Linked DNA regions of Homo sapiens: region 2 is linked to region 1. Evidence: chromatin loops called from intact Hi-C (ENCODE). Cell type or tissue: B cell. All regions are shown on one strand. Each heading gives the region's core, and the rest is flanking DNA. Links, peaks and the distances in the headings are about the cores only. Region 1 has its middle 110 kb from the start of SESN3. Region 2 has its middle 23 kb from the start of SESN3.

The links. Peaks named below come from ENCODE experiments on the same cell type or tissue, not always from the same donor. Only the 100,000 strongest peaks of a DNase experiment are listed, where the experiment ranks them.
Region 2: it touches region 1 in a loop (3-fold over the local background); 10 of 110 quality-filtered maps call a loop at or near these places.

Annotation. Positions count from the first base shown.
Region 1 is chr11:95,334,632-95,340,011 of GRCh38, forward strand. No RefSeq gene overlaps it. Among named protein-coding and RNA genes, the nearest start is that of SESN3, 110 kb to the left of the region's middle. RefSeq lists enhancers at 1,971-5,380, 3,132-3,859. In B cell, for the core only: no CTCF peak of the experiment used is centred there; DNase peaks (open chromatin) are centred at 1,560 and 2,980; H3K4me3 peaks cover 1,110 bases; H3K27ac peaks cover 3,258 bases.
Region 2 is chr11:95,251,968-95,257,347 of GRCh38, forward strand. No RefSeq gene overlaps it. Among named protein-coding and RNA genes, the nearest start is that of SESN3, 23 kb to the left of the region's middle. RefSeq lists an enhancer at 2,132-2,521. In B cell, for the core only: no CTCF peak of the experiment used is centred there; DNase peaks (open chromatin) are centred at 2,514 and 4,404; H3K4me3 peaks cover 2,916 bases; H3K27ac peaks cover 4,676 bases.

The sequences.
Region 1 (5,380 bases), core at 291-5,290:
GTAAGCCCAGAAACAGTCTGGAAGGAAAGGCACTAAACTTTTATCGGAGCTGATCCAAGAAGTTGCCAGGAGTCATGGTGAGGGCAGGGGCTTCCTTTCATATTTTATACCCCCAAATATAATTTTTGTTGTACTTACTTCATATTTTGTATACAAAAACAGTGATTTCATTATGGATACTTAATTTTTATCTTCTGATATTGTAAATAGAATATAAAAAATGCTTTAAAAAGAAACTGGAAAATGTGGGGAGGTATTCAATTAAAGACAGAATTAGATTAATGGAAAATGTTTGGGTCCATTTAAAAGTCGAAGGAAAAAGTAGACTTTGTTGACTAAATTCAAAAAATGTTAATATTTTGAAGGGAAAAATGGGATGGAGAACATGGGGAGATTTTTATTGTGGAAATCGTCAAACCTTCCACTTTGGAGGAGAAGTTTTCACAGCCAAGTAGCAGAGCACTGTGTCTTCTTTGATAGCATTAATTACATCCTTTGGGGTCCACAGCTATCTAGAATTGAGACCAGCAGCTAGTAGGAGTTTACCTATATGGAATGAGGTGTCCCCGAGAGAGCTTGTGAGTGGGCTGTCCAATCTTGCTCCCTCTCTCTGGCAATTTGGCCTTGGGGAGGGGAGGGGAAATAGGCTTCCGCTGGTGGGAGCAAGTGGGGAGCACTACTTACCGAGGGCTGTGGAAAATGGTCAAGCTGCCAAACCAAGTGACCAAACAGCCAAGGTAGGCACAAGTGGCAGGATGAACAAGAGGCAGCTCAGGACCCTGAAGCAGGCCCGAAGCTGGTGAGCTATGGTCTTCAGTCATAGGTGGAAGTGTGTCTTGGATGGTGAAGACTTTTTGTTTTTTTTGAGATGGAGTCTTGCTCTGTCGCCCAGGCTGGAGTGTAGTGGCACAATCTTGGCTCTCTGCAACCTCTGCCTCCTAGGTTCAAGTGATTCTCCTCCCTCAGCCTCCCGAGTAGCTGGGACTAGAGGTGCATGCCACCACGCCTGGCTAATTTTTGTATTTTTAGTAGAGACAGAATTTCACCATGTTGGCCAGGCTGGTCTCAAATTCCTGGCCTCAAGTAATTTGCCCACCTGGGCCTCCTGAAGTGCTGTGATTACAGGTGTGAGCCACCACGCCCTGCCAGTGAAGACTTCTTGAGAGGAATGGACATCCTTTCTACTTCCCAGGGCGTCCCCTGAGACCCAGAGGCCCATGTTTTAAGGAAATAAAGACATAAGTCTGGTGGACTCTATTGAAGATTCACCCATCCATCTATCTGTAAGCAGACAGGGAGGATCTCCAGGGACTATAGGAATTTAATCAACTTGAGCAATCAGCCTGTTTTACAGCATCTTGTCTTGAAGCCTGTTTTGTCCCAAACCCTATGTGGAATGTGGTCACCCAGTTGGTTGACACCAGCTCCTGACAGACCCTGGCAAATTATAAATGAACCTGAGTGAACTTTCCTCATTACTATGCTAGAGTCCACCCCCCCACCAACCCCCTCAGGGGAGCTATAGCCTCATTACCATAACATGTGACCTATGTGCTGGTGTGATGACTCATTGCATCTGCACCACTGGTGGGACCCTTCCTCTACATGCGCTGACACTTCCTCTCTACTCTCCATTGCCCCGTAAAACCCTCCTGTCACTTTCCCTCAGGGAGACACTGCCTTGGAGAACACACCAGTGCTCTTCTTTTTTGTGACAAATAATAAAATGCTTATTGAGAAAAAACCTGTGTTCTCGTGGAGAGTTGTTACTTGCCAGGCAAATGAACCCCATTTTTTTCAGGTAATATAGTCAATCATGAATTTAGCAGTACCAGACCATAAACAAACTCTAACTACACCAACATCATTAATTCAAATTAGCTTTGGGGGAATGCTTGCGAAGAAAAGCATTTTCATGAATTTCCAATATGTAGGGTGATGAAAATGAAGCTAGAAGCACGTTACCAACTAGAGGTTCTTTGAGGGTCAGCTTTTAAGGAAAGATGACAATAATTTGTAAGTAGTATAAAAATGTTTACATGTAAATGGATGCTGCTATGGTTCTTACAATATGTTTCTTCAAGTAAGGTAAAAAATTTGGGCTGAGATTTTGTTTATTGTCCTCATTTACTTAGCAAACTTTTCTTCACAGATAGCATGAAGGTAACCTTCATCTCAGACAATGTCTGAAATCGCATATATTTTAAAATAATAGATTTCCTTTTCATAAGAATTGTTTCTATTAACCCTAGCCCAATAAGAAGAAAGGTATAGCAGTAGGAAGAAAAAAAAAATAATGCTTATTCTGGTATACGTAAAAATCATAATCTAAGTTGTCTGATGTTTCAAATTCTTTCAATTTGTCTTTACCACAGTGGATAAGTCAAAGTTAAGATCTAGAAGTCACTAGAATAAAATTATAAAGTTGAAAACATGACAGTACAGTTGCAAGGCTTCACTCCAGAAGCTTCATTTGAGTTACCGAGGGCAGTGGTGGTGGGAATCGTGTTCAGAAGGACATCCTTAAAGTTTCAGATCTTGCTGAAATAAAAATACCAGGCAGAGCTGGTTAACGGGTTAGCGTTCATCCCAGTGGCTCAAGTTCACCCTGATGATTAATTACAGTCTTGTTCGCCTGGTGTTAATAAGGCTTCCAAGAAGCCAGGCCCCTCCTCCCCACCAACCTCTGAAATTATTCTTCATTTTCAAGCACTGTGATAATCAACCAGAAAAAAATAATAGCGGCTCTGGAGACCTGCCCCAACCGGCTCTCTTGCTTGTTCTCTTTGAATCTTTTCTCTGGCCTCTTTACCTCACATGCTTCCCCTATGTGCAGTTTCTCTTTAGGCTGTAGAACACACACACACACACACACAAACACACACACACACACACACACACACACACACTCTCTCACGTAAACCCCTTCTTAGACTCCCTGAGAGCTTAGCAGAAAACAAGTCCTTGCTTGTGGGGAGCTTAGGAAGGCCAGCCCAGGAAAGCAAGGCTCCGGTGGCTGCTCGCCACGGGCTTTCTCTTTCGTATCCTGCCAGATGGTTTCCAACCCCCTTTCAGTTCCAGAACGGCCTAAAGCCCAGGGCGGGCAGGCTGCCTCCCCGGAGTGACATCTGTGTTTCTAGGAAGGCAGTCTTCTGGTTCTCTAAGACACTCTCTACTCTTCCTGCTTTGGCCTAAAAGCCTGCACTGGGGGAACCTTGCCTTTAGCTGAGGTGATAATCCTCTTTAAAATGCAAATCCCCCTGGGAGAGGGGACAAGTTGTAGCTCATACATCCTTTGCACTAGACAGGGAGCGAATTTCTGTAACCTGGGAGAGTACCAATTCACTTGGATCCTGTGGGCCCATAATATGGAGGGACTAAACTCTTAGCACAGGGTTGATAGGAATTCCAGTGATGATTGATGAAATGAATTGAGGTGCCCTGGAGAGAGGCCATGCAGGGTAGATCTGAGACTGTTCTAATACTCCTATGGTGGCTCTGGTCTGCCTAACTATTGTAGTATAGTAGCTGTTTTTACTAGACTGTCTTCCTACAGAATAGTAGGCAGAGATTGTGTTTGTCATGACTGTATTCTCAGTGCTGAGCGTGGTGTGTCTCAAACACAGTAGGCCCTTAAAGACTGTTTGAAGAACAAATGAAGGAATGAATGGTATGTCGGGTGAAGCCTCCTTCATCAAGAACAAATTCTAACAACTTCTCAGCATGTTTATCAAACCTGGCCACTCTGGAACAGTGACATTGGCTGTCACCTATGTCCAAACTTGCAGGGATTTCTGAATCTGCCTTTGCACAATAGGCACTGGGGCTCTTCACATCCCTCTGGGGGCTGTGCCAGGGCAGCTGCTTTCCCACCCAGCTCACTCCCCAGTTGAGTCTCTGCTTTTTTTTTTTTTTCCAAACCTTTCCACCTGGCTCAGAGCCAAGGAGGCCTCTAAGTCACACTCAGAATTTCCATGACAGTAAATAGACTAAACGAAGGCCTTTCCAGCCCCTGAAAGAGGCCTCTTCCAATTCCGCCCTGTCTGGCAGCATTTTTGTTCCCCCCATTTTGATACAGGCCTGTGGAAGGTCAATGACTCCTTTAAAAATAAGGAAAACATGGACAAGCGCCCAGTTCCTAACCTGCTGACAGTGCAGTTCTCTGCAGCCAGCCCACAGTTCTCTGCTGAAGCCTTCACAGTGATTTTTCACAAAGGTCTGCAATCTATTATGCTACAGTTGACTGCCACATTCAAATGTAAAAACAGATCCTTGGATCAACACCCTATAAAAAGCCAAGAAAAATGTGGTAGTGTTCTTTTCTGGCCGGAGCCAAGAACTTTCTGAGGGAGGAATCCTTTGCAAGCCAGCAGCTCTGTACCTGTGTGGTTTCACTGTAACTTGATCAATTCAGAATCCCGGCAAACTGTAGAGGTTGCAGGCATTAGCCCACCCATTGGGTTGAAAAGGATCTAAAGATGCTGAAGGGACTAATCACTAAATTATTTTCACCAACTCAGAGCTCTTGGAAAGATCCCTCGAGGTCTTTAATTTTATCCAGCTTCCTCGCTGTTTTCAGTCTGGCCTAAGTCATTCTGGAAGATGGCACTTTAAAACCTCTGCTCAAAACATGCTCCCTAGCTAAAATACAGCCACTTTCTTAAAATAAAACAACATGCCTGCAGCCCAGAGATCCTGGCTGAGCCCAAACAAAAACAAAGTTTCCTGCCTGGGAAGGAATGTCCAAGGGACATTGCTTACCACTGGCGCATAAAATCCACACAGGAAAAATGTTAGTTAAGAAAGATCAATTGGAATGTTTGAAGGTGTGGAAAAAAGATACCCATATTCTCCTTCCTGTCAGCTTGTCACCTTTCTCCTGTTGTCCCCTATCCCCTAAGCGTGTCTTAAGGCAGTGAGGAGTGCAGTGTCAGGAGTAGTTGGATAACTAGTTTCAAACTGTTTTGCTGGACTGTAACTACTGGTGGTATGCCACACTGACATTAGCCCCACAAACTCATCCCCTCCCCACAGGACTGCCAAATTGCTGCTCATATTCTGTCTGCTTCATTTGTTCACCTATTGGCAATTACCTTGCTGAGATCATTGTTTTCCTCTTCTGTATTTTTAGCTCCTTATGAAACTTGTAACAGGATGACTATCTCATATCTAGTCTTTGCTTTTCAGAGTTTAGCAAGCTTTGTTTTGGCTGAGTGTGTGGAAGTAACTTTCACTGTGCAACAAGATTCCTTTATGCCTGCTTCAGCCAAATATACATTGAGACATTGATTTTTGTTTGTGAACTCATATGCTGCCAGGTATATGTTTATCCAGATAAACATACACATAGCACACACATGCACAAATACACACACATACT
Region 2 (5,380 bases), core at 254-5,253, 83 kb before region 1:
AGGCTGCAGTGCAGTGGTGCCGTCTCAGCTCACCGCAACCTCCGCCTCCCGAGTTCAAGCAATTCTCAAGCCTCAGTCTCCTGAGTAGCTGGGATTACAGGCTCCTGCCACCACGCCTGGCTAATTTCTTTATATTTTTAATAGAGACAGGGTTTCATGATGTTGACCAGGCTGGTCTCGAATTCCTGACCTCAAGTGATCCACCTGCCTTGGCCTCCCAAAGTGCTAGGATTCCAGGTGTGAGTCATTGTGCCTGTCTGGGGTTTTGGAATTGGATGGTGCACACATTTTTTTTTAGCCTGCATTAATGTCTTTCTTTATCATTAAAATGTTCGTTTAATAATCATGTGAGGTTGGGGTCTAATTTCAGTTTCAACTGCCGCTAACTATGTGACCATAGGATTTTGTTGTTGTTTTTGCTCAGCATCTACTGTGCCATATTTTAAGACACACATTTCAGGCAAAACAGACAGCAGGAACAAAGGTGTGGTAGGTCCACTGAACAGGGAGCCAGAGAGCTGGATGTAGGAACTGCCCATCACTCTGGGGAGTCTATGAGACAACAATTCTGTTTTTCAGCACAACAAATTGTTTGTTACCTTCAAATAACACAGAAAGACAAAAATCAGTAAGTTTATATTTCCACAGGCAGTGAAAATGTGAAGATCTGAGTGGTGTGAAAAGAAGTCACTTTCAGAGAGAACATTTTGCTGAAATTTAGAGTGAGCTACATGTGCCTAAGTCATACACAGGAAGTAGGAGACCTGGGGGTCAAGGGGACAAAAAGCCCCACAGTGAAAAAAGGCAATTACTGGGAAAATGAGAGAAGAATGCAAAGTATACAGAAGCAGCTATGTACGTTGTGAAATACAAGTCACCACACTATGTGTTGCTGCTGTCACAAAGATCAAGATAGAAAATGCAAATATTCACCTCCATGTCTGAGTAATCTTTGCCCCCCCCATTCTTTCATTCCTTTCCTCCAACATTTTAGTCTCCTAAGCCTTTTTTGAAGGATTCTTTGTCTCATTTAAAAATAAAGATGGGTAAGGGAGTACCTGAGCAAACCAGATGTGGCAGGCTCCGTGAAGTATATCCATGTTTTCCTGCTCTGCTTATGTAAAAATAACTGAGGGAAGCTGAAATATTTTGTATGTGTATTAAAAGTTAAAGGGAAGAAGGGTTTGGAGCAATGAATGAGATGAAAGACAAAGCTGTGCCAGGAAAGATGAAAGCCAAGCAAAGGGTGGTTAATCATCCCAGTCAGAGACAAACAAGAGAAATCTAGTGTGTCCTGAGAGCTAAGGAGCCCCGCTATCCACCATGGAAATGTCTCTGACATCTAAGTTACCGAGCTGGTTACTAAGCCTGCTATTTCTGATCTGTCAAAATCATTCCATTAAAACTTAAAATAAGCCTGCAACTGGATAAGCTTATCCCTTACAGAAGCCTTATGTAATAAATGCAAATGTGCATCTGAATTATTAGGCTTCTATTTTTTTCCCTCAAAGCTGCACTTAATCAGTAAAAGCTTGTGAAAGCCTAAAGATTTCTAAAATAAATGTGTATCTAAGAGCATCTCTAACATTGTCTTGAGAGCTACCAAGAGGTTTAGAAGAAAAGGCCTTGTGTGGAGAACAAGAATTGCTGGGTTCTGGCACTGGTTTAGCTACTTAATTTGCACTGGTTCTTGCAAATCACTTAGCCTCCCAAGGTTGAAAGAGTCTATGTCTGAGTGAAAAGAGTTCAGAAACTAGGATTAAAAACCATGGGTTTGAGGCCCAGCTTCATCATGTGCAAGCTATATGGCTGGCAATGGATTTAATATTTAGGGGTTTGTTTTCTTATCTATAGAGTGGGGGAAGTAATAGTACCTCATGCATGGGACAGCTGCAAAGAACATATGAGACATTGTATATAAAAAAGTTCTTTGCGCACTGTAAAGGGCAACAGACAAGTTGGCCTTTGTCACTACTTCCCCAGTTTACCTAAGGCTTACAGAATGCTGGGAAAATAAATGAGAGGTAATAAGGCATTTTTTATAGAAAGTCCTAAAAATTACTTCACAATTCTTTGCAGCAAGTGAAGACATAGTTTAATACTGATGGTAAAGGCAAATGAACTAATCAGAAGGCCAGCCCCATCTAGGAGATGTGTAAGACATCTTCCACCTACAGTCGAAGGCAAACGATAAGGTTTTTTTCTTATTCTCTTGTATTCTAGAGGCTGTTGGGGGTTGGGTGGCTTGGAAGAGAAAGTGCCACACAATAGCATTTGCTAGATTACGGCATGGGGGTTGGGAGGGCGCTATAATTTAAGAGGCATAAGATGACTGAAGTGATCACACAAAAAAGATATCTTCCAATTCCATTTGAGCTACAATCTGATTTCGCTGTTGAGTACAACGTCCCCTTCACAAGAATCAGAAGTCAGCATCAGGGCTGTGCTGCATAAGTTTTCCACCCAGCAACAGGATGATGTCAGCAGCCAGGGAGAACGACCAATCAGCAGGCAGAATGAATCAGAGCGTGCTGGGATTTTGCTCAACTGTCTCTTAGCAAAGCAAGCTGTGCTCTGAAGTGCAGGGGTTATTTGCACTTCCTCTGCACTTGAAGCTGAGGCTGAATGGCTCTTTAGCTGAAAAGGTACCAAGGAGTGTGCAAGCAGTTAAGATGATTTGCATCCAAGCAGCCAGTCTCATAAGTCATGAGTCATATTTGTTTTCCTGAAAGTATTTTTTTGGAATAAAAAATTCAGCATTAATAAAGATTCTAAAGTCTTGATTTATATGTTGTGTCTTATAATTGCTTGAAACCTGTTTTGTTTCATGCATAGTGATGCTGGGCAGCTCTTGGCACATGAGCTACAAGTAAAGTTCAATACTGCCTCTTAGGGAGTTTGAACTTGCCTCTGATGTTTCAAGTCTTCTCTCTAATGACAAGCAGCCTGGAAATCAACAGCTGTTTCATTTCTGGGGCAAAAGTGCTAATTCTCCAATTACACTAAAGTGTGTTTTGTGTGTGCTTTAAAAATAAGTCTAAGCTGGAAGGATATGATGTGACTTGTAGACATTGTCTCATGGGTGGGAGTGGAGAGGGCTTTGTAGCATTTCTGAAAACATGAAGTTATTTCCCAAAATTTTGTCAGTTTTTCTGATCTTAGTGGGCAGTGACAGCAGTATTGGAAAAGGGTGCAATCGAAGGGTTAAACCTACCTACCCGGCATTACCTATGACATATCCCAGGTCGATTAGACCTCCCAGGCAGGTTCCTCACTGGCATTATCTGAGGACAATTTCTGTGCTATCTAAGGCCAGAAAGCAGTTTTTCCTGTGAGTGGTGAAAACACATCTTTCCAAAAGAAAATATATATCTCAGAGAGGGAGTGATTTTTCATCTTGTCTTCTTTCAGAGTCCTTGGTAGGTCTCAGGAAGCACCATGTACTGCAATTTATTAGCCCAGACCTGCTGCAACCTATCCTTCTACAGTTTGCTTCTTGGCTGAATGCCTCGTTTTCCTCATTACTGAAATGAAAAAGGGTTTACAAAGCTAGCTAATTTGAGCTAATTAGGGACGGGCTATTCTGAAATATGAAGAAGGCTGGATTTGAGAATATTCCTTAAAGAAAAGCCGACATTACATTCAAAGGTTGGTAATATGCTGGAGGAGAGAGCACAGCTTCCAGAGTTTAGGCTTCCCAGCTTTTGAATCCCAGCTCTGTGCTTCCAGCCACCTCTCCATTCCACAGGTGCAAACTGGGGTAATGCTTAGCTCCAAGGACGGTTGTGAAGATAAACAATCTCTCACCACCAAGCACAGGCAAAACACATAGTAGCTACTCAATAATTCATAGACCCTCCACCCCCTTTAAACTGGAAATAAACAACTTGTTGGCTGATAGAAATCCCAGAGGGACCTGCTTTCACAAATACTGTAGGATTTGTAATTAGCATGTAAAAAGACTGCTTCCAGCCCTTGAAAGCATGTTGTCCTTTAAAGGCTCTTAGGCAGACTCAAGAAGCCTTGTTTGCCCTCTAGCATTAATTTGCTTAGCAAATTCTCACTGCTAGGGCAAAATTAAATTTCAGTTTAGGCTCTGTTTGATTGACCACAAACTCTAAATGAAGGTGGCTTTAGTGTGATCTAACTTTCACTTGTTTGGGATCCTTGAGATTAATGCAATGGGCCTTCGAGTGATTCTATAAGGCCCTGGCACTCTTTACGAGAAAGACGTAAATATGAAGTATCTGAAGCAATGCTGTTATCACCATTCCCTTTCCTTAGCTTAACATCCCTCAAGGGGTGCTTCTGGTGCCCAGAGAAGTTTAGAAAAGCTTTTGACAGAGCAGAGCAGACTAGGAGTCTGTACAGAGGTGAAAGCCCTGGGAAGGTATGAGGTTATAGCAGCTGTAGAACCCAGAGACTTCTGGAGGAAGTCGGGTAGGGGATGTATTTCCTGGGTGAGGGCAAATCAGCTATTTTGGATTCTTTGGTTCCTCATTAGTCAGAAATCAAGAAGACTACAGAAATGGCAACATTCTGCTGTTGCTACTGGTCCTTTCTCCTGAGGAATGCATTTGCTGACTAAGACATAACTTCGTAGATTCGCTGTCCACTCACGGCTTAGTTTATTGCAACACAGAGAAGGTCTCTTTCTTCCCGGTGTGCAGAAAGATAAACTGACAGCCTGTGGGTAAGCTCAGAGACTTGCGAAAGATCACGTTAGGACATCAGGATGGAGATACTGAATGCGGAAACAATGAAACCGGAAGTTGAGATCTTCAGACAGTACCTCCATTATTCCAATCACTTCAAGTCCAAATGGAGAAGTTTAAAATGAGTACCTTTAACCAAGAGTGTAAGACCTGCCTAGTTTTGAGTAATTGGATCTCTGGATATGGGCTCTAAGAGATCTTTACCTATATTTAGGCAAAGGGAAGCCAATTCATTCCAAGAGAGTCCTTTTTCTTTTTTGACAGATCAATTTGATATGGTATCATGGATTAAATACATTTCTTACTTGGAAGGATCACATTATTTGGGAATAGGTTCACTGCAGATATAATTAGTTAAGATGAGGTATACAGGAGTAGGGTGGGCTCCTTATCCAACATGACAGGTGTCCTTATAAGAAGACGACAGTGTGAAGGCAGGTGCACATAGGAAGAAAGCTGCGTGACACAGAGGATTGGACTGGTACATCTACAAGCCAAGAAACACCGAAGATTGTTGGCAAACCACCAGAAGCCAGGAAGAGGCAAGGCAGGGTTCCCTAGAGGTTTCAGAGGGAGCTTGGCCCTGCTGATACCTTGATTTTGGAGTTCTCCAGAAGTAGGAGACAATAAATTTCTATAATTTTAAGCCACCCAATTTGTAGAAC